5 separate regions of the Mus musculus genome follow, and all the other regions are linked to region 1. Evidence: chromatin loops called from intact Hi-C (ENCODE). Cell type or tissue: left cerebral cortex. All regions are shown on one strand. Region 1 overlaps Coro2b (coronin, actin binding protein, 2B). Region 2 has its middle 8.9 kb from the start of Gm39352. Region 3 has its middle 5.0 kb from the start of Spesp1. Region 4 holds the start of Gm20346 (predicted gene, 20346). Region 5 has its middle 13 kb from the start of Spesp1.

The links. A loop is a pair of places that touch in the nucleus more often than their neighbours do. Peaks named below come from ENCODE experiments on the same cell type or tissue, not always from the same donor. Only the 100,000 strongest peaks of a DNase experiment are listed, where the experiment ranks them.
Region 2: it touches region 1 in a loop (7-fold over the local background); 39 of 42 quality-filtered maps call a loop at or near these places.
Region 3: a loop joins it to region 1, with 3 times the contacts of the local background. A loop is called at or near these places in 23 of 42 quality-filtered maps.
Region 4: it touches region 1 in a loop (2.5-fold over the local background); 2 of 42 quality-filtered maps call a loop at or near these places.
Region 5: a loop joins it to region 1, with 4 times the contacts of the local background. A loop is called at or near these places in 24 of 42 quality-filtered maps.

What each region holds. Positions count from the first base shown.
Region 1 is chr9:62,468,508-62,472,507 of GRCm38, forward strand. All of the region lies in intron 2 of Coro2b (coronin, actin binding protein, 2B), which reads right to left. Among named protein-coding and RNA genes, the nearest start is that of Gm40523, 55 kb to the left of the region's middle. In left cerebral cortex, a CTCF peak has its summit at 2,093 (motif pointing right); DNase peaks (open chromatin) are centred at 818 and 2,099; H3K27ac peaks cover 1,906 bases.
Region 2 is chr9:62,548,156-62,552,155 of GRCm38, forward strand. No RefSeq gene overlaps it. Among named protein-coding and RNA genes, the nearest start is that of Gm39352, 8.9 kb to the left of the region's middle. In left cerebral cortex, CTCF peaks have their summits at 1,872 (motif pointing left) and 2,664 (motif pointing left); DNase peaks (open chromatin) are centred at 1,860 and 2,610; H3K27ac peaks cover 930 bases.
Region 3 is chr9:62,285,133-62,289,132 of GRCm38, forward strand. No RefSeq gene overlaps it. Among named protein-coding and RNA genes, the nearest start is that of Spesp1, 5.0 kb to the left of the region's middle. In left cerebral cortex, a CTCF peak has its summit at 2,016 (motif pointing right); DNase peaks (open chromatin) are centred at 40, 832 and 2,021; H3K27ac peaks cover 1,209 bases.
Region 4 is chr9:62,342,511-62,346,510 of GRCm38, forward strand. The region is part of intron 1 of Anp32a (acidic (leucine-rich) nuclear phosphoprotein 32 family, member A); the gene reads left to right. Gm20346 (predicted gene, 20346) reads right to left here and starts at 2,137. Exons shown (of 2, transcript NM_001378702.1): 1 at 1,439-2,137. The coding sequence starts at 1,898. In left cerebral cortex, a CTCF peak has its summit at 2,493; DNase peaks (open chromatin) are centred at 62, 383, 756, 1,176 and 3 more places; H3K4me3 peaks cover 4,000 bases; H3K27ac peaks cover 3,745 bases.
Region 5 is chr9:62,292,827-62,296,826 of GRCm38, forward strand. It overlaps the pseudogene Gm51258. Among named protein-coding and RNA genes, the nearest start is that of Spesp1, 13 kb to the left of the region's middle. In left cerebral cortex, a CTCF peak has its summit at 2,380 (motif pointing right); DNase peaks (open chromatin) are centred at 2,377 and 3,950.

The sequences.
Region 1 (4,000 bases):
ATATATATATATATATATATATATATATATATATATATGCACTTTTTTTGGTGTGTGTTGTGAATGAAGGTACCCATAGAAGTCAAAAGAAGGCATCTGATGCCTTGAAGTTGGAGAGCTGGAGTCACAGGCAACCGTGAGCCGTCTGATGTGCTGGAGAGCACTGTGAAGTCCTGAGCCTTCTTTCTACCTCCCCCCCCCCTTTGCTGTTTTACACAGGACTTGCCCAAGGTCACAGGAGAGAGGCAGAGTTCAAAGTCAAGGTGCTTGGAGAACATAACTTCATTACCCCACCAGCCATCTTGCATGTAAGGTTTGCAAACAAGCTTACACACCTTATTTGGTCTAATCATCCCCTTGAGGGAGGTGTCATCTCCCTAACTTTAGGGATAGAAGAACTGAGGCTCCAAAGGGTGAGGGGATCTGCTCAAGGTCACATTGTAAGGAAATGGTGGAGCTAAGACTAGAACCTGGGACTTCACTTCCTCCAAGTCCCCAGGTCCTTCCAGATCCCTGGAAACTCTGCTCTGTCGGGAAGGAGCTCGTGGAAGTGATGGAGGTCTAGTGGCCTCCCCATGGAAGGGTGAAGGGCACAGAGGTCCAAGACTGGCTGATAGAATCTAGAAACAGTGACAGAAGAAGGATTCGGAAGATGCTGCAGGGGGGGAGGGATACACATTCCCCAGGCCCTGCTAGACCAGCAGCGTCCTGCCAGGATGCCTGCCTTCTCCACATTATCTTCTGCTCTATTTCCCAATTACAGCACGGCTCAGAGAACTAAGAGCAATACAGCATTTCAGCCTGGGGCAGACTAGATCGAATGGGAGGGGCAGGTTCGCCTCCACGCCTAACCTTGTAAAAAGGACTCTAGTCAGCTGATGCCAGAAACCCGAGCACCGGGACCTATTCTTTAAGCTCTCTGCCCTGCTGCTAAGGCAGGCACAATGGGAGGCGCGAGCTTGAGAGGCGGTGTATGCGTGCCACAGTGCGTGTGTGGAGGTTGGAGGTCTCCACCTTCCATGTTGTTTGAGGCAGGGACTCCCCTTTTGTTTGTTGTTTTAGACAAGGTCTTGCTATGTATATTGGTTTCTATTGCTGTGGGAAAACCACTATGACCAAGGCAACTTATAAAAGAGAGCAACTTAAATGGGCTTTCAGCTTTAGAAGGTTAGCATTCATGATGGTGGAGCCAAGGCATGGCACCAGGGACAGCTGAGAGCTCACTGTCTCCTCAAAGCAGGAGGCAGAGAGAACTGGAAGTGGCAAAAGCCGAGAGTCTTTTAAAGCCTCAAAGCCTGTCCTCAGCGGCATACTTCCTCTAGCAAGCCCATGTCTCCTAAGCCTCCCCAGACAGCCACCAACTGGAGATCAAATAATTTAAATGCTCAAGACTTGCTCTGGCTATCTCATTCAAACCACCACAGGACGTCTTGGCGCTCGTCTCGGCGCTCGCAGAGACGCACTTGCTTGGAGAGCATGTGCCACAACACCCAGTGCCTTTTTGTTTGCTATAAGATTTATTTTTTACTCGGGTGCCTGTGGAGGCCAGAAAAGTGTGTCAGATGCCCTGAAGTTGGAGACATAGTGGTTGCAAGTGTTGGGAACCAAACGCAGTTGCTTTGCAAAAGCAGCACATATTCTTAACCGCTGGGCTATCTCTCCATTTTAACCACCAAGGCATCTCTCCAGCCCCTTCTTGTTCTTCAGTGTGAAATCGAGGCTAGCCCACCTGCAGGCTTCCAGGGATTCTCCTGCCTGCTGTAGGGGTACTAGCATTACAGACCACGCTTTCACCTCTAGTCTTACACAGATGCCGAGGTAGCAAACTCGGGTCCTCATAGTAGTACAGCAAGCTCTTTACCTCCCACGCTATCTTCCTAGCCCCTCTCTCCCAGGCTGGCCTTGAACATGAGATCCTCCTGCCTCTGCCTCTTAAGTGCTCTTATTACTTCCCAGGTGGGTGCTAGCAGAACTGACAGTCTGTAGCACCTGGTCACAGGAGGGGCAGGGCAGTCCCCTGATTGACAGAGGGCACACACTCAGGGGAGGTCACCATTGCAACAAGGAGCCTGTGCTACCCCAATTTCACCAGCAGAGGGGGATGGCTGCACTGCTCTAAGTTGCAGACAGGCTGCAGCCCAGCCCTTTCCAAGACAGGTGCTCAAAAGACAACTTTCAGGAGTAGGTTTTTCCTTCTACCGTGTGAGTCTCACTAATTGAATGCAGGTTGTCAGGCTTGGTGCAGGCTTCTTTCCCTGCTGAGCCATCTTGGTGGCTCTTAAAAAAAAAAAAAAAAGAATCGTCATTACCTGGAAACTGTCAGGGGGTTCTCTGTTAAGCCCAAACCTGCTCTTGGAGTGATCTCTCTCCAGTAAATTCAAATTTCTTTCTTTTTCAAGCCCAGAGGCACACGTCACAGCTCACGCAGAGGCAGCCCTCACAGACTGCTCTTCAGGAAACTGGGGTCCAGGGTCAGGACAGTCACAGGAATGGATTCACCTTGATGGTTCCCTGGTGTGGCCCCGTCTGAGTTTACGTAAAGTACGCATTTCTCTCAGAGAGAAGAGTGGCTCGACACCTCTCCTTCTCAGGCTATCTACCACACTCCTGCCCGATACCTATTTTCTGATCTGCCCGGGCCAGAGTGGGCACAGGTGCCTCCCACTAGGAAGCCTGCATCTGCAGGGAAGCAAAGAGGCCCCCGTAAGTTTAAAGGTTAAGGTTCGTGCGGTGTAGCTTAGTTGGCAAGCGTACAGGCCTAGCATTCACGAAGCCCTGGGCTTAACTCCGAGATCCAAGTAGAATGGATGTGGTGGTGTAGTGTATGCCCATTCCCACTCTACGGAGGTAGAGGCGAGAGGATCAGAAGTTCCAGGTAATCCTTGGCTGTATAGGGATTCAAAGCCAGCATGGACTACCGGAGACCCAGTCACAGCAACAGCAAAACCCCATGCAGCTATGACCCGAGAGACAAAGGCCTTGAGCTACTTCGCCTCAGTTGAGGGTCCACGGAGGAACTAACTGTCCTACTCAAAATCCGAGAGTCGGATTATCATATTGTTTTCCCCGCTTAGCTCAAGTAAGATGCCAACTTGAACTTGAAAGTCTCGAGTGGCTTCTTATGGCTCACAGAAGAAAATTCAAAGGCTTAGCGGATCTCTTAGCCGCTGCCTGCCTTACGTACGTACTGCGCATGCTCCCCCTTTGGGGCTCCGCCTCTATGGGCCTGTCTCTCTTGCCAAGACATTCTCATACTGCTGCAAGACTGGCACCTTTGTGTGGCAAGCTTCTGGAAGCCTCCCTGACCCACTCACCTCATAACCCTTCCCCTCTTCCCGCAGTGGCTACGGTTGGAAATAGTCATAGCAGATGTTTTCATTCTTGTTTGTCTCTTGCCTGGCTTGCCAAGGTCCAGAAGGTTCTCTGCTCTCTTGGACTTCCCTGGCCTCTCCCCACTGGCAGGCCTGTGTCTGCAGATGGACGTTTGGAGTGACAGATGGTGCAGGCCAGCTCTCAGATGGGGGCTCACTGAGTGTCAGGTACTATGCTAGCTAGCTGGCTCAAATCACCTGCTCTATTCTGGCCTTCTCACTTTCTGAGTGGGTGACTTAGGGTCAGCGGTCCAAGCAAGTTCTCTGTGCCTCAGTTTTCTCACCTGTAAAATAGGGTTGTGGTGACTATCTGGTGAGAACTAACCAGATTCCAACAGCCCCTGGACCCATGAGAATCCTCAACGGGTGCATGGTGATCACCCCCAAACCCCTGGGAGGTAGGATTTATTGGCTTCTGGTTTGTAAATAAGAAGACAAACTAGCCACACATGGTGGCTCATGTCTGTAATCCTGGCATTCTGGAGGCAGAGGCAGAGTCTGAGCAAGCTTGAGGTCAGGCAGGGCTACATAGTAAGCCCCAGTTTCAAACAGGCAGAAGAGAGACAGGATTAGAGAGAAGGCTCAGTCAGTAAAGTGCTTGCTTCCCAAGCATAGTGACCCAAGTTCGA
Region 2 (4,000 bases), 80 kb after region 1:
AAATCAACAAATCAAACAAACCAAAAGTAAAAAGTAAAAATTCAGAAAGAGAGGGCTGGGAAGATGGCTCAGAGGGCGAAGCACTGGCCACACACATTTGAGGACCAGGGTTCCGTTTCCCAGCCCCCGTGTAAAAGCTGGATAGGAATGGTAACTGGCCTACAATCCTAATGCGCTGGAGGTGGAGGGGGGACCCCCAAAGCAGGCTAGGATAGGCAAATCCACTAGCCATACGTCCAGTGAGAGCAGGGGAGCAGTGCATCTTACTCCTTGGTCATTCTCACTACGTGTGTGCCAGTCCTGTGACTGGGTCTCAGAGAACCAGCCTTTGGGCTCCTGGGTTTTCTCTGGTGCTTTTCCTGCCTGATTTGTTTATCTCTGTTCTAGTTTGTGCCATTCCGTCCCTATTCCTCTGACTTTAGTCAGTACCTCACTTTGTAGTAGCTTAGGGTTGCAGAGAGAGAGGCTGCGGATGCAGGCCCGGATGGCCGTGAGTGCCTCTCTCTCTGAGGACAGGGCCTGCTGGATCCTGCAAGTCTTACTATTCTATGCTTTTGTTTTGTTTCCAGAATTTTACTCCCTCCCCCGCCCCATTTCACTAGTGATTTTTTTTCATTAACACATCGGTTATGTAAGAACGCATTGTTTAAATTTCCATATATTTGTGAATTCTCCTGTTTTTTCTTATGTTGTTTTTTTGTTCTAGTTCATTGTGGTAAAAAAGACATGTGCTTTTGGATGGTTTCAATTGTTAAAATGTCCCGAGCTTTGTCTTGCTGCCTAGCACACGGCCTGCGCTGGAGACTGCCTGTGTGTGCATGGGGAGGAGCTGGACTTCTGGTTTATCGTCTGTTTGCTGTTGCCGTAACAGAATACTACAGACTGGGTAGTTTATGAACAGAAAAGGTTTATCTGGCTCAGAAATTGGAGCACTGAGAAGTTCAGAGCCTGGTGGTATCTGGTGAGGGCCATACCAGTCACAAAGCACTGCAGGACATCACCCAGTGAGAGGACCTTCATGTCCTAATTCAGAGCTCCGTTCCTTTTTTTATATAGCCACGTCCATTCAACCGTCGGACAAATGCTCCCTCTGGCTATAGGACTCCATTAACTTTATCTTCCCCCAAAGGTCCCACCTCCACGAGTTACAGTCAAATTGGTTTCTCTCCTCTTAATTTATTAATTAATTAATACCTCACAATGGAGATAAAATTTCGTTGATGGAACGCTTACCACGAGTTGAGTTGCTGTTGAGTGAGTGCTGTTTAGACCTCTGTCTCTGTACTGACCTTCCATTTAGCTGGTCCATGTGCTATTGATGATGAGACATCACTATTCTTAACTATTGTAGATATGTCTTGGGTTTTTGTCAATATTTACCTATATTGGGGGGGGGGTCCGCTGTCCTGCATTTATACGGTCATTAAATCTTCTGATAGATTGACCTTTTATCAAGATAGAGCAGTCTCTCTTGTCTCTGTAATAATTTTAAATTTAATGCCATTTACAAATATCGGTTATTATTTGTGAGGAATACTTTTATTTATCTTTTTATTGTATCCTTCTTGTGTCTGTAGCAGGCTTCAGTGTACACTTACCAGGTAATCAAATAAAAACACGGGCTGTTTCGTTATATTTGAATTTCAAAGACGGGAACAGTGAGCAATTGTTTTAGTGCAAGAACTTTCCATACAACAGGTGTGGTTCAGTTATGTTAGAATTTTTACAGTCTAACTTCTCTGTCTCAACATCTCAGTTGATTCCCCCGCTTCCAGATCTACAGTCCTTGAAGCTGTGCTAGCCTAGCTCTTGTGCTGGTGACCGGTGCCGCCAAATCCAGAAGAATGTGGCCGGTGCGCCCTCTGGTGGACATATCTTGGAACTACAACTCCAGAGTCGGAAAGCCTTGTGCAGAGCACGGATTGATGTCCCACTATTGCTGTTTTCCATGAGAACCTGAAAGGTCCCTGCAGATACTGCAAACCGAGGGAAAGAACCAGACAGAAGGGCTTAGGAGCATCTCCCCACATGCAGACCTTGCATCTTCACACATGAGCATGCGGGGATTTGGCAGGCCAGTAGCTGGTCTTGAATCCGCTGGCGCTCTCCAAATTACCCATACACTGCTGGGGTCTCTGAAGATTCTGTAAGAAAGCTCTAGAATTTTCAAAGCAAAAAACTTCAAGGTTTCTAATTCTGGAACCAGGCTGTGGCTCTTCCTGCAACTGGGCAAATCTGCTGCAAGGATATTTTTTTCCCCTGAAGCAGGCACTCTGTACAAAGCCCGCTCAGTCGGTGTTTATCTAACAAAACTGAAGATGACAGACAGGGTAGGGAAGAAGAGTACATTACTAAGTGGCAGAAGGGGCCATGTCCCCATGGGTCACCTCAGCAACAGAGGCTTGGGGGAATGAGAGCTGCCTCTTCTAGTATTCTGATGGCTTTATAATAAACAGGCAGGTTTCCCTCAGCTGAGCCCACTCCTTCTCTAGGTCCCTCTGGTTGCTCATGTGGGAAATCCACCTGCCTCCAGAGCCTTCTCTGGCCCCGTAGAGGTGGGAGCTGCAGAAGATGGGGTACCAGCTGTCCTCCACCAACACCTTTATTGCTCAGTGGGCAGGTTGGATCGTGACACTCTCACCCCGCCCCCTGCAGGCCAGGGGAGGAGATCGCAGGCCTGAAGTCACCAGGAGTGAGTCACCTGATGGAGTCTGCCCTGTGTCTGCGTGCCAGGTCCTGGGCAGAGCTGACATTCTGTTTGGTGGGTAGCTTCCTTCCCCACAGTGCTCGAAGGTTGTTCTGATAGCAGAGGAGGGCGCAGGGCTGGCCGCAGGCCTTTCTGTCACTGACAGGGACTGAGGCCGGAGAATCAGGCAGATGGCCGAGGGTGATTGGTCTGTGCTGTGGAGCTGAAGCCAATGCGGGCAGCAGAGCTCCTTTGGCACAGGCACACAGTTCTGCCCTGGTACCCACAACAGTGTCACTGGACCTTCTGGAGACAGGGTCTTTGGAGATGGTGTCGTTGGTTGGCCTTAGGCCTGGGGAGAGAGTGGACGCCCTTGCAGAGGAAGGGAGGGCCAGCTGAGCCTGCTCTAGACTGGATGGTGTAGAAAACGCTGCCCACTGTTCAGATCCTCTGCCCGCCAGTGGGGTGGGCCTGGGAGTCTCCATTGGACACTCAACTCTTGTCACTGGGGTGTGGGGTGTGGCAGTTTGGAGTCAGGCCTGGCTTTCGGTCCCAGCCCTGCCGTTTACTGGCTGGCATCTGATTTCAACAAGGATATTTTGGTTAACCAAATTTGTTTTCTATAGGTTGAAAGTTTGTCTGCTTATCGTAGAAAATGTGGTAAAATTCGGAAAAACCACAAAGGAACAAAACAAAAACAAACAAACAAACAAAAAAGACAAAAACACCAAAGCCTGGAAATGAGAGCGAGTTGAGGTTTCCTTCTACAACTTGTTTTTTAAGGTTTTTTGGTAAGGTTTTATTGTTCATTTCTTGGGGGTGTGGATCCTGCAAGAACTCACATCTTGGAGGTCAGAGGTCAACTCCTTGCATTCTGTGGTTTCCATCCCAGACGCCTCCCCAGGCTTGGCTGAAAGCGCCTGTCTGGTGAACCAACTGGACAGTGGCTTTGTTACAGTTGTCAGGGTTGAAATCAATACTGTGTGATATAAGGATGCAACATTGTAGATGCATCCTCCACTCACTACAGGTTTTTGTTTTTTTCCAAATCTCTCTTGTTTGTTAAGACAAGATGGCAGGCCATCTTCAAAGTCACCGTTTAAGCAAGGATGACCCTGAACAGAGCTATGCACCACCATGCCCACCTCAGACTCTTCTTTTTGGGGGTTCATAATATTCTTTTCTCTAAGCAGCTATAATAACCCTCAATGTTGCCCTGTTGTTAAATAAGTTGTTTCAGTTTTGGCAACTACAAACACTGCCCCATGTTCATCTCTGCACATAGATATTCTGTTCTGTTCTGTTCTGTTTTTT
Region 3 (4,000 bases), 180 kb before region 1:
CTGATCCTCTGTATACATGTAGAAAGCCAGGTGTCACCACCTGGTGTCAGTAACTATAACCCCAGAAGTGGGGAAGTGGGGACAGGAGGATCCCTGGAGCTTGCTAGCCAGCCAGTCTAGACAAACCAGACAGCTCGGTGAGCAACCCTGTCTCAGTAAGTAAGGTGGAGACTGACACGTGGTCTCCATGTGCAGGAGCACACATGTATTCAAATGCACACATGCACACACACTTACGGGCACACACATATGAAAATAGAAGATACACATAGGCGTGGAGTGTGCTAAAACATTCTATTTTGGTTTTCAGTGAGCCAGGAAAGGTTCTATCTACTCTCTTCTGCTGTCTCAGCCTAAGATTTTCCGTAGACACCATCTTTAGATGGACATAGCTCATCCAAAGTTTGTATGTATTGCACTTATTCCTTCTCTCAGTCCAGTAGATTGGGGTAAATCTGGTTAGCCAGACACACACGTGTCTCTCTAGACGAAGATGCACACTCAGGAAGTCCTTCATCACACACTGCCCAGTGACCACCCCGTGTTCTCCGGGCTATAAGTGAGCTGAGAAGGTCACACTGGAGCCTTTGCCTACTCAGTAGCAATGCATCTTTCACACCCTTACATCAAATGTCACTTCCACCCCTTGCTTGGTCCGGTGCTTGGAAAGATAAGTCAATCTTAGTACTTACAGAATGAATGCATCTGTGGCTCAGGAGTTAAGAGCACTTCCTGTTCTTCCTGAGGCCCTGGCACCCACATCGGGAGGCTCACAATCAGCTGTAACTCCAGCTCCAGGTGATCTGTGAGCTCTGCAAACACCCACAGAGCATGTACACATACCCACACACACACACATAAGTGAAAATAAAAATAAACCCTTTTTTAAAAATGAATGTGCACATGATTGAGTGAGCTCCCTCTCCCTCCCTCACCTTCTTGTATGTGTGCAGCACACCTGTGAGTGTGAGTGTGAGTGTGAGTGTGAGGTTCACCATCTGGAGGCCACAGCAGGAGACCTAGCTTGCTTTCTGTTACTGTGATAAAACATTGGCTGAAAGCAACTTGGAGAGGAAAGGGTTTATTTGGCTTTCAAATTACCACCCATTCTTGAAAAAAGATATAGCAAGAACTCAGGCCAGGAACTGAAACAGAAGCCATGGGGAAAGGCTGCTCACTGTCTTGCTCATCGTGGCTTAGCCTGCTTTCTTATACAACCCAGGACCATCTACCATGAGATAGCACCACCCATAATAGGCTGCCCCAAGAAGCTGTCCCATAGAGATGCCCACAGAAAATCTGATAGAGACAGTTCTTCATTTGAGATTCCCTCTTTCCAGTGGACCCAAGTTTATGTCAAGCTGACCAAAACTAACCAGAATAGCATATCTTCCTCTATCATTCTCTGCTGAATTGCTTTTGAGACCGAGTCTCTCACTAAACTGGAAGCTCATTGGTCTAGCCTGGCTCTTCCTCCCAGTTCTGAAGGTACAGCCATATGCAGCCATGCCTGGATTTTTTTTCTTTTTTTTTTTTTTTAAGATTTATTTATTTTAATTATATGTGAGTACACTGTAGCTGTCTTCAGACACTCTAGAAAAGGATGTCAGATTGCATTACAGGTGGTTGTTAGCCACCATGTGGCTGCTGGGAATTGAACTCAGGACCTTTGGAAGAGCAGTGAGTGCTCTAACCACTGAGCCATCTCTCCAGCCCATGCCTGGCTTTTTATGTGAGCTGGGGTTTCAAACTCAGGCCCTCATGCTTGAAGAGTGTTTTATCCATGGAGCCATCCATGTCTCCATTCATCCTTCCATCCATCCACTCAACCACCCTAATAATACTTTTAAAGACACTCTCTCTAAGATATATGTAATGTCTAGTGTCTCATCCCTATAACTTCATAGAAAGCTGAGGCAGAAAAATTTGCTTGAGGGATGAGTTCAGCCTGAGAGGAAGACAAAAGATGCTCTCTAGGACAATCACAGGTTCTGGCAGAGAAGTAATTTCACCACATGAGGGCAGCAGAGCCTCACTAATGAGTGGACGGGAGTTGCCTGCTAACTTCTGAGCACCTGCTGCTGAGAATCTAGAAACTGGCCTTTAATTTTGCTACACTGTAGCAATAAATGCTTTGCTATTTATTGTGCATTTAGTTTTCATGCTTCCCATTCTAAATACAACAAATATCACACAGCAATATTTTAAACAATTCAATAAGAATAATTTAACAGGTCTCTGCATGTTGAAAGTATTTTCCCCGCTGTAGGCTGGTTTGAGGAATGCTGTCCTTGTCTCCGGTTCCAGTGCAGCCGCTCTGCACACAGGCCAGGACTGAAATCAGCTTACAAAACCACACCCATCTTGGGGCACAATAGAGTGCTAGGCTGCCTCTGGAAAATGCCCTGTTTTGCCAGGTTCTGACACCTAGTTAGGCAAATGGGGGTTTTGTTTTCTTCCTTTACTTACTATAGAGGACTTGAAATTGTCTCTGTGGAACATTTTTGTTTGCTTTAAAGAGATTCATTTAATGTTATGTGTATAGCTACTTTGCCTGCGTGTATTTGTATGTCAGAAAAGGGCAGAGGAAGGCACTGGATCCTCTAGAACCGAAGTTGCAGATGATGGCAAGCCTGCTGGGAACTGAGCTTGAATCCTCTCCTTTGTAAGGTCAGCCAGTGCTTTTCACCACTGAGCCAGCTCCCCAGATGTCAAGCACTGAGCCAACTCTCCAGCCTTAACCGAGCTAGTTCTCTGGCCCCGTGGAATGATTTTAATAAACTGTAAAGAGGATGGGTGTAGCTGAAAGGAGTTGCAAGCATGTGGTCCTTGGCATACTTTTAGCTCCATCCAGGAAGACTCTGACATTGTGGCTGTTAGTGTCAGACCTCATGACAGTCTAAGGGTGAAGCTGGTGACCCAAAGATGTGTTGTAAGTCTCCACGAAGCTCCCCACCTGGATGAATTTCAAAGGAGTCCTCAACACAAGTTCAGTTAGAAACTCATTTAACTTCTGAAGAATAAAATACACACAGATAAGACCTCTTTCTCTCTCTGGTGTGTGTGTTGGTGTGTGTGTTTTGCTGCCCCACAGGCTTTTTTGTATGCCTGACTAAGTTCAAGCTCTATAAGTATGAAGTGTTAAAGATTATATGGAATTTTCTGGCAGGTGCCACCAAATCAAATGGAAGATAATTTTATATAAAACAGGGTTTCAGAGCTGTGAGGATGACTCAGTCAGCAAAGTGCTTACAGCTCAGGCATAAGGACATGAGTCCAGTCCCCAGCAGCCACATGAGCATGGTATTGTGCATTTGTCACCTCAGCACTGGGGAGGTGAGAACAGGTAGCTCTCTGGGCAGCCAGCTTAGCCTAGCCATCAAGGTCCGGGTCTCAATGAGAGTGCCTGTCTTAAAAAGAGAGGTGCATGGCTCCTGGGGAATAACAGCTGAGACTGACCTTGTTTTTCACACACATGTGCACCTACACACACACACAAACACACACACACACACACACACACAGAGGAATACAAACACACACACATATGCACCTACACACACACAGAATGACTTTCAGTGGGGCTGTAAGTGTGGTGCTGTTGGTGGAGGGAATCAGTTCAGCTAGTTAAGTCCTTATGAACTCTAGTTACTCATCAGCTCCTATCTCCACCAGTAGTTGCACCTTGACATGTGCTAATATAAGATTTTTTTGGCCTTTGAATTGGCCAGAATAGACTCATTGCTAGACACATTAGAGAAACGGGAGTTTATCATATACAGAACAAACAGCTAATCAGGCCATTTACTCACAACTCCAGTAACCACGTATAAACTCTTTACCAGCTTGAAACATCAGTAATTGAGAAAGGTATAAAAACAAAAAAACAAAAAAACAAAAAAACAAAAAAAAACCAAACAGGGCTGGTGAGATGGCTCAGTGGGTAAGAGCACCCGACTGCTCTTCTGAAGGTCTGAAGTTCAAATCCCAGCAACCACAT
Region 4 (4,000 bases), 130 kb before region 1:
GCCCGGAGGCTGCGTCCCGTTCTGGCCCCCGGCTCCCTCCCCAGATGCCAGCCTTGGCACCCTGACGCCTCATCGGCAGCAGACACCCCACCTTCCCGGTCCTTGCTTCTCCTGGGGTGGGCTCCCTGGCAGCCATTCGGCGCTTGGTTAATAAATGGGCACGAGAAACTTTATCAGAACCCGAGCTGCCCAGAGCTAGTGCCGCTGTGGGGACCGACCCAGTCTACATTCTTGCGGGCACGGCAGGCACGCAGCTCTGGGATGGGCAGTTCGTCTGGCCGTAGCCGTTATGGATTGGGCAGCGGCGGGAGTATGGCAGGAGGAAACTTACACCGGTGGGAACAGGGAGGCTGGGCGCGAGCCCACTGCAAGGGGAAGTGAGGGTTGGTGGGTGACTCGAAAGCTACTGTTTATTTTTGTCTCCCTCTCGCTTTCACGCACTCGTGTTGTCTGCGAGTTGACCCATTCGAGAGACCTTAGGGTCTGCGGTGGAAACCCTAGCCAACTTCCCCTCTAGGCTCGGTAGTAGGGAGCAGGAGCTCGCGGGCGGGAAAGATCTCGGGTCTAGCCTGAGGGTCTGGGGCTCGGGCGAGTTGGGGGCTCGCGTAGCACGTTGTGCTGACCTGTCGCCCCTCCAGCCACTTGACCCCTCGAATCCTGACAAAGGCAGGCCTCATTTCCTCTTTTCTCCTAATTCCTCCTTCTAAACCTGAGTAAGACTTTTGAAAACAAGCTCCTTTCTGCCGACCGCCCATCCTCACGCAGCTGTGCACTGGAGACGTGCTACAGCCTTATGGCGCGCAGGGCGGAAGGAGGGGGCACCCCTAGCACCAGGACTTGCCGCGGGGGCTGCCTGGTTCGCCCGGTGGCGTCCCGACCCAGCCAGGGTGCCCGATCCCGGGGGGTGGAAGGGACTGGGTGTGGTGCTGGGGGGAGGGGGCCGAACGCGACTTCCCGCGTACTTTCCCGGAAGACCCCTATATGTAGTTGGGGGGCTTCAGGGTCCCGGCGAGTAGGTGCGCAGCAGCGCCGGACCCGACCGAGCGGTCCACAGTACTAGCTGACCCGGAGCGAAACGGAAAGCGGGTCGAACCGGCTCTTTAAACTTCCCCGAGTGTGTGCGCTGGGGGAGGGGCGGGCGCTCTGGGCTGGGCGCGATTTCTCACGCTTCGCCCCCTCGCCGTGAGTCTGCTGCCCACTCGCCGGCCTCCGGGCTTATGGCGGGGTGGGGCGCGCGGGTGGCGGGGGAGGGGGCACTTGCTGCGCATGGGGGAGGGGAGGGCAGAAAGCTCTCGAAAGAGGGACAAAAGGGGTGGGGGAGGAGGAACTGGCTTTTTGTTGTTGTTTTGCTGGGTTTTTGCTTTTTTCAAATAAACGTTTTTGGAAAACAGATCGTTCCGGGGAACCTCCCTCCCCAGAGTCCCCCCCACGCACCCACCTTCTGCAACCTCTCTCCCAAGTCGCATCTCGGGGACTGGTGGCCGCGACGCCGCCGTACTAGGACGAGCAGCCATGTTTCCCGGGGCGCCGGAGGCCCACCCCTCCCCCACGGCGGCCGCGGACCGGGCTCCGCGGGGACCGTGGCGCCCAGCGGTGGGGGCCTGAGAGCACACAGGCACAGTCGAACCTCGGCGCGGGCCTGAGGATCTGGTCTGGAGAGGGCGCGGCGTGCCGGGGACCCTCGACCTCCTAGGATCTACAGGCCCGTCTGCTCTCGCCATTTGCACTACTAGGCCATTGGGAGACCTATCCCCAGGGTGCCCTGGCATTCTTAGGGTGCAGGGGCAGCAGTCCCCGGCTGTGTGCCGGTGGCTCGCCAGTCGGGCGCCGAGCTGCCATTTTGTCACCGTGGCTGTTGTCGCGCTTGGGGGGTGGGGGTGGTGAGAAGCTTGCGCCATCGCCCCGACGGCCGCCCTCTAGCGAGGTGGCTGCTGGAGGAGCTGGCCCCTGGGACACCCCCACCCCATTTTCGCATTCGGCCTTATAGGGGCTCCCACCCAGGGTCCAAGGATCCCGAAGCTGTAGTAGCCCCGAAAAGGTGACGGTCTATCTTATCCAGCGGCCCCCGCCCCAACTCCCTGCCCCCCCCCCCCCGTTCGGCTTTCCGCCGTGGCTCCTGCTGCGCTCGGCACGTAGTGAAAGGTGGCCTTGAAGGCGAAACGATTGCGCTGGTGTTTGCGCCTTCAGCGGAAATGATTGGGTGGTGTATGGGGGTGGGGGTGAAACTAGAGGGCGGGAGGGGCTCAGGCTCTTTAATCTGGTGGCCCTCTGTAATGCCGAGGGCGTCAGCCTTCTACCCGGGAGGGACGAGTTGTTGGATGCGCTGGGGAAACGCCCTCCGGGGCTGGGCTCTCTAGAAAGGTTGGTCGAGTTTCAGGTGGGTGTCGCAGCACTCTGCAGGCTGAGGGAGCTCTCTCGCTCTTTATCCAGTTCCTCACCCCGCGCCTCCCACCCCGCCCCCCATTTTTGTTTTGGCGGGGAAGGTAGGTAACTACATAGTAAACGCTACCTTAAACCGAAAGAGAAATAGGATTTTTCTTTAAAAAAAAAAGTAAACTGTCCTTTTGTATTGCCTTCAGACTCGGGCAGTTTGTTCCTAATGCAGGCCCCGATGTGGGACTCAAGCGTGTGCTAGGCACATCGCAGGCTGTAGGCTGGTGTCTGCATGTAGAGACTAACTTCCATGGAAGTGTCGGGCAAAGGCTGCTATCGGAGCCGGGAGTCTACTTTGACCTCTGGAATGCGTTGCATTTTTTTTTTTCCGTCCAGGTTGACTTACTGCCTAATTGGGTTCAGGAGAGTGGCCTGGCGGTTTGCTCCAATTTATGCAAGCCAAGCGGGGATTGGGGGCAGAGAACTGAATGTGGCCTTGGTATGGGGTGATCAGTTGACTCTTGTGACTGGCAGCTGCTGAGGCTTGTTTTTGATCTGAAGGTTCCATGGTGAGGCTGGCTTCTGAAGCCACACAGACCCTGGCTTGAGTTCACCAGCTACAAGGAGGTAGGATCCTGCCAACCTGTGGTCTGGGACAGATTACCTTAGTCTACATCCAACGTTTTGTACATGTGTCCTGTAAGACTGGACAGTTCTGTTTTTATCAATAAGTCACTATTGGCTTGAGTTGGCCCTTCGCAGGTGCTTGATATAGTCGCAGATACTGGGGAGTGGGGAGGAATAATTTAGGGCCCCTTGGAGGTTTAAAATAACAACTCCAGCAATAATAGCAGATGCTCACATAACTCCTTACTGTGTCTGGCATGTTGCTAAGTGGATTACAGACATCAGTTAATTTAGCCTCACAAGGGCACTATGTTAAGTACTGTTGTTATTCTTATACTAAATGCAAGGAAATTGAGTCAGAGCTCCAGATCACCGCCGGTCGGTACAGAACTGGGATTCTAACTCCGTTAGACTCAGCCTCTGTACTGCCCTGAAGCACCACGGGAAAGGACTTTTTCTCCTCCAGTTTTGGAGTGAGGCCACCTATTAGCAAGAGGGTGGGTTTGGGTTTGTTGGTGTTGAGGGCACAGAAACAAAGCATAGCTTCCTGGTGGAGCGTTAGGTGAAACAGACAAGTGGAGTGGGTAGGCATTTTAAGGGGGAGCCTGACCCTGGTTTGGAATATTCAGTATGCACTGTTAGATGTTTCCGGTAATGAGAAGACAAGCAGGAGCCATTCTTAGTGGTTATTTAGGTGTCTTATATAAGTAGTTTTTTCATTAGCCTTTCTGTAGAAAGAAAAAACAATCTCAGGATAGAATAGACAGGACCTCAGTGTTGGGATGTAGCCATGCTAGTAATACTGCCTAGAGCCACTCACCTAACCCTGCCTGAAGTTCCTTAAAGATAGCCAACCTCTCTGTTCTGTGGATGGATCACTTAGGACTCAGAGTCAGCCTCCCAAGGTAGTCTGTGGACAGGAGAGAATGCAGGTTCTGTAGTTGACCAAGGCCCATACATGACCTATATTACCAGATCATCCAGGGAACCGGTAAAATGC
Region 5 (4,000 bases), 180 kb before region 1:
CAAACTTCCCCGTGAACTTGCTCAGGAAGACAGAAGAATCGCTATACATTATCACTAATTATCCACCTCTGCCCATCTGTGCGATAAGAAACAAAACAACACCAGGTCAAGAGTGGGTGCTACTCTTGCAGAGGACCCACGTTCAGAGGACTTGAGTCTGGTAACTTTAGCTCCAGGGGATCTAATGACCTTTTCTGGGGACACGGACACACACACACACACACACACACACACACACACACACTAAAATGTAAAAGGATCTTTTAAAATATTGTGTGTGTGCATGGTGGAAGGAGAAGGCCAGGGGTTGACATCAGATATCTTCCTCAGTTGCTCTCCATCTTATCTCTTTGAGACAGGGTCTCTCACTGAACTCACTGATTGTCCAAACTGGTTGGCCAGCAAGTTCCAGGATTCCACCGGTCTCCTCTTCCCCAGCACGGCGGTCACAGGTGCACACCGCCATGCCTGGCTTTTTACATCAGTGCTGGACTCTGAAACCCAGGCTGTCGGTGATCTCACAGGAAGCATCTTTACTGGCAGAGCCACCTCCCTAGCTCCCAGACACACACCTTTTTGCTCATTATGGTATTCCATGGTTTGTCCGTGCCTCTCCTGGCCTCCCTCCCTGGCCTCCCTCACATTTTACTGTCCTTAGAGTCCACACTTTACTATTTTCATGATTTTTTTTATGCTATCCCAGTGTACTTAGCAGTGTAATGTCGTCAGCAATTCAGGGATTTCCAAGTTCTCTCTGGCAGGACACAAGTGTCCCATCAGAACAGCTTGCCTCCAGCTCCATGGTCCTCTTCTCCTAAGGCAACAGGGACTGGAGTAATTAGTCAGCTGTTATAGAATACCAGCCCAGTCTTAGCGAACACAACTCACTCGGTACTCATTTTAAAGCTGAACTCTGAGATGGGTCAATGGCTTAGCCAGTAAGGTGCTTGGCACGGAGCCTGAGGACCTGAGTTCAGTCCCTGGAACCCACATGGTGGGAGGAGAGAGCTGACTTTCACGAATTGCCTCCCCTATGACCTCCATATACACAGATGACAGACAGATAGATGATAGATGTTAATGCTTTTAAAAAATGAACTCCTGGGCTGGTGAGATGGCTCAGCAGTTAAGAGCACTGACTGCTCTTACAAAGGTCCTGAGTTCAAATCCCAGCAACCACATGGTGGCTCACAGCCATCCCTAATGAGATCTGACGCCCTCTTCTGGTGTGTCTAAAGACAGCTACAGTGTACTTACATATAATAATAAACAAATCTTTTTTAAAAAAAGTGAACTCCTCCAAATATGTTTATTTAACATCCATAATTCACCTGAGGATGGGGACACAGGGGACTGGGTCTTCTTGTCACCTCCTCTCCCAGCGCTTGGTATTTGTGATATTTGTGAAGAGAGTCTAGTAAAGAGGATCCATTCATTCGTAATTATTTTTGAAGACAGGATTGCATGTAATCGTGGAAGTTCTCTAACTCACACAGAGCCTGTGTGCCCTTGACCTCCTGACCCTCCTGTCTGCACTTCCCAGGTCACAGCCTGTGCTATCACACCCAGCAAATCCTGAAAGAACTCCCTTCAACTGTGCCTTTCAGCCTTAGCTGCCCACTAAAACGGGCTCTGTAGCTCCTTTTTCTTGTCTCCTTTTATTCTTCCCATCTCTTTTCTTTTCTTTCTTTTTTTTTAAGAAAAACTCCACTCATTGATCTTCAAACCCAACACAAAACTCTATGTACACGTTTTACAGGCCCTTTGACCTCGCAGCCAGCGCTGTATTCGCTGAAGTCGGCTTGCTTCTGTCTTGTTGGGCTCCAATTCTGCTTTCTGAGACGCTAAGAGGACTTCGAATGCTCTCTTCCTCTGTGGTCTCTCAGCAACAGTGAACATCATCGGATGTAAGGGGGGAAAAGCCAGAAAGACCCCGAAGATTCTCCATAGGCTCAGACAGGTGAGTCCCACAGCCAATCCAATGCCAGATCCGGTCCAGGGTGAGGGTATGAAGTTTTTCTCCGTTGTTGTTGGGCAGTGGATCTTAGGAGGCCAACTGCTCCCCGAAACGGCCATCCCCGGGACACCTGTTGTGAACAGCCGCAATGCGGTAAAAAGGCCAGTTGGTACAGCCACCCAAAGCAAGGCATATGGTTTGGGTGGCCTCCATGGTAAGTTTTGCAGAAAAAGGTTGTGAGGTGGACCATGGTGTTTCCGCGAGGGGCTCTTCGGCTGTGTTTTCTTTTTCTTAAACAATGCTAACAGACATGCTGTGTTGTGTCTTCCCCTGTCCTAGTCCCTCTGAGAGATTCTGGTGCCCTCAGAGTCTAAGGCTGCAGACTGATTTTTCAAGGCAGGCTTACCACAGCCCACTAGGGGGCACCAAACAACACAAACAGGTCAGGAAGATGCTCAAGTCCACGTACAGATAGATTTTCAGTCATTCGTTCCTATCTTCAGGGACAGTTTTCTGTTTTTCTTCCATGTGTTTTATTTGAAGGACTTGCACGTGCATAGCTACTGCCTCAGAGATCATGGTGACTCTGAGTAGGAAATGAAGAGCAGTCTGCATCCTCTAACAGGGATCAGCTTCTGTCTGGAGCATCTGGAAAGCACATCTCTGCTGACTTCAGTTAAAGCTCACCGTTTGTAGTCAGGCTGAGGATGGGGTTTTTTGTCTTTTGGTTGGTTGGTTGTTTTAGTTGGTTTGGGAGGGTTGTTTTTGGTTTGGTTTTCTTTTTTTTTTTTTTTTTTTTTTTTTTTTTGAGTCAGGATCTTGGCTGACCTAGAACTCATTTTGAAGGTCAGGTTAGCCTCATAGAATACTGCCAGCCTCTGCTATAATTGCTGGAACTAAAGGTGTAGGGCACCTCCAGTAGACTGTACATGAGTTTTTAATCCCTCCTGATTGAAAGATGCTGAGACCGGTTGTTCTGCTTGGACTTGAGGAAGGCTCAGCTAGGAGGGAACAAAGCAGGCAGGGCCATCTCCGCTGTCTTAGGGCAGGGGATACGGGAGACTGTGACTACCTTTCTGCTCAACTATTCCTAGATAATGCTCATCCTCGGCCCAACCTCCAAGGTTTAAAATGCAAGGGAGGTCACCACTCAGTTGTCACCTGTGAAGTAGATCTGTTTTCAAGGACATGGGTCAACTTTAGTAGTCCACTTTACTGGCCTAAGGAAGGTGCAAGAAGGTGCAAGCTTTTGCTAAGCCGTCTGCCCTCACATTCTCATGATTTTCCTCTTTAGTAACAAGGCAGGCTGAACTTAACAGGGTGTCATCCGTGCATAGTGAGGGTAAGACAGGGCTTTAGTTTGAAGCCAGTAAAGGCTGCATAGGAAATTCTAAGCCAGGCCACGAGACATAGAAGGAGCCAATCACAAAAAAAAAAAAAAAAAAAAAAAAAAACCAAAACAAAACAAAAAAACAAAAGCAAAAACCAACAACAACAACAAAAAAAAAAAAACAAAAAACAAAACCAAAGCCTAGCAAATCAATTTCACAGAATCCAATAGAAATCACAGAAGCCTTCAGAAATAAAGACCCAAAAATTTAGGGGAAAGTCCCTCTTCATTTAGGTTCAGCAAGGTAACTCTGGAAATGTGATCAGACAACGGGGCCAGAGTGACACTCATACAGGGACCCAGCCTGTCTGTTCAGATCGGCTCTGCCTGGGGTTGGGGCAGGGTTGTCTGGAATGAGGATCCTCGAAGGAGAAGGAATGGGTTTTACGGCTTGGTTTGCAGTTCCTGTAACTTCTTGTTTCTGCCATCCACTTTTAGCAGGAGGATGGGAGACAGTCAGAGCAGCCTTTACTTGGAGCTGTGTCTGAGGCTTTCCAATGGCTTTAGTTCGAAGTACTCAGCACCCATAAACACCATGCTTTGGGATATTGTGATCCAGAGCCCAAAGCTATCACCCAGTGAAACAGCTATCACCTAGCAACAAACAGATGGGGGAGCTGGAATTCAGACGAGTCTAGCTATTGGTCTTGATG